2 separate regions of the Homo sapiens genome follow, and region 1 is linked to region 2. Evidence: chromatin loops called from intact Hi-C (ENCODE). Cell type or tissue: B cell. All regions are shown on one strand. Each heading gives the region's core, and the rest is flanking DNA. Links, peaks and the distances in the headings are about the cores only.

What was found. Hi-C counts contacts between places; a loop is a spot of excess contacts. Peaks named below come from ENCODE experiments on the same cell type or tissue, not always from the same donor. Only the 100,000 strongest peaks of a DNase experiment are listed, where the experiment ranks them.
Region 1: a loop joins it to region 2, with 9 times the contacts of the local background. A loop is called at or near these places in 3 of 110 quality-filtered maps.

Annotation. Positions count from the first base shown.
Region 1 is chr5:98,881,524-98,884,335 of GRCh38, forward strand. CHD1 (chromodomain helicase DNA binding protein 1) reads right to left here. Exons shown (of 36, transcript NM_001270.4): 19 at 1,565-1,714; 20 at 452-600. Among named protein-coding and RNA genes, the nearest start is that of CHD1-DT, 46 kb to the right of the region's middle. In B cell, for the core only: no CTCF peak of the experiment used is centred there; no DNase peak of the experiment used is centred there.
Region 2 is chr5:97,008,189-97,011,000 of GRCh38, forward strand. The region is part of intron 11 of LNPEP (leucyl and cystinyl aminopeptidase); the gene reads left to right. Among named protein-coding and RNA genes, the nearest start is that of LIX1-AS1, 64 kb to the right of the region's middle. In B cell, for the core only: no CTCF peak of the experiment used is centred there; a DNase peak (open chromatin) is centred at 1,443; H3K4me3 peaks cover 842 bases; H3K27ac peaks cover 2,500 bases.

The sequences.
Region 1 (2,812 bases), core at 37-2,536, 1.9 Mb after region 2:
TTTGGAGACAGTGTCTCCTTCTGTCACCCAGGCTGAAGTGCACTGGCACAATCTTAGCTCACTGCAACCTCCGCCTCCCGGGCTCAACTGATCCTCCCACCTCAGCCTCCTGAGTAGCTGGGACTACAGTTGTGTGTCACCATGCCCAGCTAAGTTTTTTATTTTTTGCAGAGGTGGGGTTTCACTATGTTGCCTAGTGCAGTATATTTATTTTAAAATAAGGAACTTGAAGCATAGAAGTGAAAGAGATTACCCCTAAAATTACAAATCTGTAGCGATGAAACCAGGTATTTGAAGTATGTCTTCTAACTAGAAATTAGTCCAAAGTCTTCCAAAATATAAAAAGTACAACTCTGAATACATTTCCTCAATGATCTACAGTGATGTAACATATCAAAAATATGAGTTTACTGACTCTAAAATGACATTTTTTTAATAATCAAGTAACCACCTTGATGGGGCAGAACCTGTATGTAGTACTGTCTTCCCAGTTGTGTCCATTCTTTGAATTACAAGATGATCTAAAACCATCTTCTTTTTCGCCCTTTCAAGAATATCTTCTTCAACTGATCCCTTTGTAACTAGACGATAAATATTCACCTGTAAAAATACACATGAGGAAACAAATTGCAGTATAAAGGATTTGTTTTGCTAACCTCAAGTGCCTAAACACTGGCACACAAATTGAAGCTCATTCTATATGAAGTTTTCACTGGTTAAAAGCAAAATGAAAATTTAAAAAACATGTTTAAAGCTAGAGTTCCTCAACTTAAGGGACTATTTTGAAACTATATCCTTCCTTCCTTCTTAATATTTTGATAAGGAGATTGCATTTGCTTATTTTTTTTTAAAGGAATGACAGTAATTTTTATGTTATGATTTAGCTGGGGAAAATGGGGGGGGGGCATGTAAACTTCTGATAGCCTTCTTATACTCGTTGCCTTGATTCTAATGTTTCATCACTCTATATAATGCAAAATTCTATGAACTACTCCCCAAGTTAATAAGAAACCCACCATAAAACAAACTCTCCAAAATTGAAAAGAATTGGTGTAGTAAATTTTCCCTATTTCTCTAGGTCAAAGATTCTGCAGTAAATTTTCCCTATTTCTCTAGGTAAAGGTTCAGTACCACCATTTAAGGGTATGTTGTTACAATTATAAAATGGGGTCACGTTTACATGTGGAGAATCTTGTAAGCACATGGACAAAATATAGACTAACAGAAAGGTAGCATATGCTACTCAAACTCCCTTTCAAGTTAAAATAAGCAAGTAAAGACGTTTTAAAGTTTTTATTATAAAATGAAAAACACTGCATTTTATAGTTACGACTAGAATACGGGATCAAAACAGAATACATGATCCTATATATGCATAGTTATCTCAATTCTGTCAGACTCTCCAGGTGATTTTGGTAAACCAAGCTCCTCAGTATCCTATCGGTTAAACAGTAGTATGACTGTTACAGTGATCTTATCCTCTAGAGGATAAACTGAAATCACTTCCAAAAAAAAAAAAAGAATTCTAAAACAGCAATATAATATAAATTAAAATTAAAAATACCTGTTTCTTTTGCCCAATTCGATGGGCTCTAGCCTGTGCCTGAAGATCATTCTGTGGATTCCAATCGGAATCAAATATAACAACAGTGTCAGCAGAGGCTAAATTAATCCCTAGACCTCCAGCTCTTGTGGACAGCAAAAAGCAAAAATCCTGTAAGAAATTGAATAATCAAAATGAAAAATTTTTCAATTGATTTTCTGAACGTAAGCAGTATGGTACTAATTAAACAGAAAGGCAGTTTTTAAAACTAATAAACATCTAGCAAGACCAATCAACAAAAAGACTCCAAAATCAAATATATATGTTATTAACACCAAATTCAATACAGTGTTTACTTCTGGTGAAAAAGAAAGAAAACGGGATAGGAAAGGAATGACACTTCAACTCTAACTGTAAATTTTATTTCCTTAAAAAATAAAAGGCATATACCAAAAAAAGAACTCTATGGAAAACAGCGTGGAAATTCCTTAAAGGAACTAAAAGTAGAACTACCACTTGATCCCAGGAATCCCACTACTGAGTATCTGCCCAGAGCAAAAAAGTCATTACATGAAAAAGATACTTGTACACACGATTACAGCAGCACAATTTGCAACTGCAACAATGTGGAACCAGCCCAAACGCCCATCAATCAACAAGAAGATAAACTGTGGTATACATACACAGTGGAAAACTACTCAGCCATAAAGAAGAATGAAATAATGGCATTTGCAGCAACCTAGATGGGATTGGAGACTAAATATATATATATATATATATATATATATATATATATTTTTTTTTTTTTTTTTTTTTTTTGACAGAGTCTCACTCTTTTTATCTTGGCTCACTGCAACCTCCACCTCCTAGGTTCAAGCAATTCTCCTGCCTCAGCCTCCCGAGTAGCTGGGATTACAGGCAGGCACTACCACACCCAGCTAATTTTTGTATTTTTAGTAGAGATGCGGTTTCACCATGTTGGCCAGGCTGGTCTCTAACTCTTTGTTTTTTGTTTTTTTTTTTTTGAGACGGAGTCTCGCTCTGTCACCCAGGCTGGAGTGCAGTGGCGCGATCTCGGTTCACTGCAAGCTCCGCCTCCCGGGTTCACACCATTCTCCTGCTTCAGCCTCCCGAGTAGCTGGGACTACAGGCGCCCGCCACTACGCCCAGCTAATTTTTTTGTATTTTTAGTAGAGATGGGGTTTCACTGTGTTAGCCAGAATGGTCTCGATCTCCTGACCTCATGATCCGCCCGTCTCAGCCTCCCAA
Region 2 (2,812 bases), core at 10-2,509:
TATTTGCAAGAAACTAATAAGGAAATTTTGCAAACTTTCTGATAGTATATTAATTTTCAGTGCTATTAGAAATAATTGGGCAATAAGAAATCTGCTTTTATTATCTGTTTTTTGTTTCATTGGTTGATTTTTTTGTTTGTTTTTTCTTGTTTTTTTTTTTTTTTTTTTTTTTTTTTTTTTGAGTTGGAGTCTTGCTCTGTTGCCCAGGCTGGAGTGCAGTGACAATATCATAGCCCACTGCAGCCTCAAACCCCTGGGTTCAAGCAATCCTCCTGCCTCAGCCTGCCAAGAAGTTAGGACCACAGGCATGTATCACCATGCTTGGCTTAATTTTTGTATTTTTTGTAGAGACAGGGCCTCACTATGTTGCCCAGGCTGGTCTCAAACCCCTGGCCTCAAGTGATCCTCCTGCTTTGGCTTCCCAAAGTGTTGGGATTACAGGCATGAGCCACCGCACCTGGCTCCTCTTTACTCTTTTTTTTTTTTTTTTTTTTGAGACAGAGTCTCGCTCTGTTGCCCAGGTGAGAGTGCAGTGGCGCGATCTCAGCTCACTGCAAGCTCCGCCTCCCGGGTTCACGTCATTCTCCTGCCTCAGCCTCCTGAGTAGCTGGGACTACAGGCGCCTGCCACCATGCCCGGCTAATTTTTTATATTTTTAGTAGAGACGGGGTTTCACCATGGTCTCGATCTCCTGACCTCGTGATCCGCCCACCTCGGCCTCCCAAAGTGCTGGGATTACAAGCGTGAGCCACTGTGCCCACCCTCCTCTTTACTCTTTACCTGAGTTTATTCTGAGCTTGTTGAGCTCTTTTTGAGAGTTTAACCCCATAGACTAGCTCATATTTTACTGCTTTAGCCTTCTAGGCCCTTACCTGGCATTCTGTGCTTTTGCCGCACAAAAATTCTATCAGCAACTCAAACATGCCATACTGCCTCTTTAGGTCTTTGCATATGCTATTTTCTCTCCTTAAGGAACACCCTTGCCTCCTCACTCCCTCGGCCTACTCCTGTTTATTCTTCAGATCTTAGCTCAGCCATTGCTTGCTCCAGGAAACCTTTCCTTCCCTGAAGACAGTTTAGATGCCCTACTTAGGTTTTTTAATAACATTCTCTACTTCTCCACTCATAATATACTGTAAGTACTGTTCACTCATATCTATCCTCATATTAGGTATTTCCCCCATTGACGGTAGTGATCATGGCTATATGAATCACTGTAAATCACTTTTAGCACTTAGTAGGCACACAAAAACTTAATGAATTAGTAAATTTTAGTCCATAATGAAGTGACTCCAGTCTCACTATAAAAATTTCTAGGAAAAGAACATGCAAAGCCTGATAAAATGATGTTTTCTTTTTCTCTTCCTCTTCTTAGTAAAGAGGAATATACAAAATTCACTAGAATATAATTGATTTAATCTAGAGCTGGAACTGGGCCAATACATGATGAAAGTAGTGTCTGTTACTTCCTCTTCTCAACTGTGTTATTTCCCTTGCTGCTGCTGCTGCTATTTTAATTCCTGCCATTTCGGGTTTAGAGAGTCCACATGAAAACTTCTGTCCTTACGTTTGACCCTGAGGACAGCTGAGCCTTCTTGGTTCCTAATGCTCCAGTGAGAATTACTCTTAATTTAACTGCATTTTTATTTTTTCTATTCTCAAAAGAAAGGTAGCAGAGAGGGTGACTTCAGGCTTCTTTTATGCTGTAATACTTTAGTATAGTGTATTATTTTGATGCTTGATGGTTGGTTAAATCTTTAATATATTTTCTTTCTTTTTTTAAATATATTTTCATGTGTTCTAATTCAAGGGTTGTTGGGTTAGTTCATTAGTTCAGTTGTATATAAGAGTTATGTTTGGTCAATGTATTTGTCTCCTTTTCTCACATACATGAGTTTTGAACAATTAGTATTTATTGTGCACAAGAAATGCTGATGGGGCCATTTTTCCAGTTTACATATTGAGGAATTATATTTTTTAAAGTTTCCCTCTTCCCTTTCTTCCTCCCTCTCTCTCTCTCTTTCTTATCCACATTTTACTCAGACCTAAGATCTTTAACTATAGGAGATTTTCGTATTAAATCTAATGCAAAACATTCATGTTTCCAAATGGATATCACTATCAGAAATACTGCTGTGAAAGTTAAAGATATGTCATTGGAAGAAAAGGTAATTAGGATGAAAGAAGGAAGGGCATATAGTAATTAAAATATTTATCATGTGCCATTCTCTGCTCTTGCCTTTTTTTCCCCTAATAAAGGAGAAAGAAAGGGGTATTAGAGAAGGGAATGCTTTTGAACAGGAGTGATAAAGTTCAATAGCATGTATGATGCTAGCCCTCTGGAGCAAACTGTACAGGAAATTTTGTAACTTTGTAGTAAAAACGGGTTTTTTAGTTTCAGAACTTTAGTTTTTTTGTAAAACAGTAGTTGATTTTCGTAGCTCATTGACAAATGGTTTTTAAAAATCACTGTTAGATTACTTCATCTGGGCTTCTGCCATTTAATATTGCAGTTGCTCACTCTTTTTTGCTACTCAATAGACTGAAAATTGAAGTGTTAATCTGTTGATGACTATAGTAAATTAAAAACATATGAGGGTAGCTTCATCCACGTTTGAGCTGTAGGATGTAGTTACTTCCCTTGTGTGCAAAGCTATTATTTTTCAATACCTGTGGTTTTAAGGTCCACCATTCTGGATCATTCAGAAGAACTGAAAGAGACTAATGATGTTGATTCTTTAAATGATAACTCTGTCTGTCTTTGTGCTGTTGGCTGTACTGCTTTATGTTGTGTCATCTCGATGACAGTAAT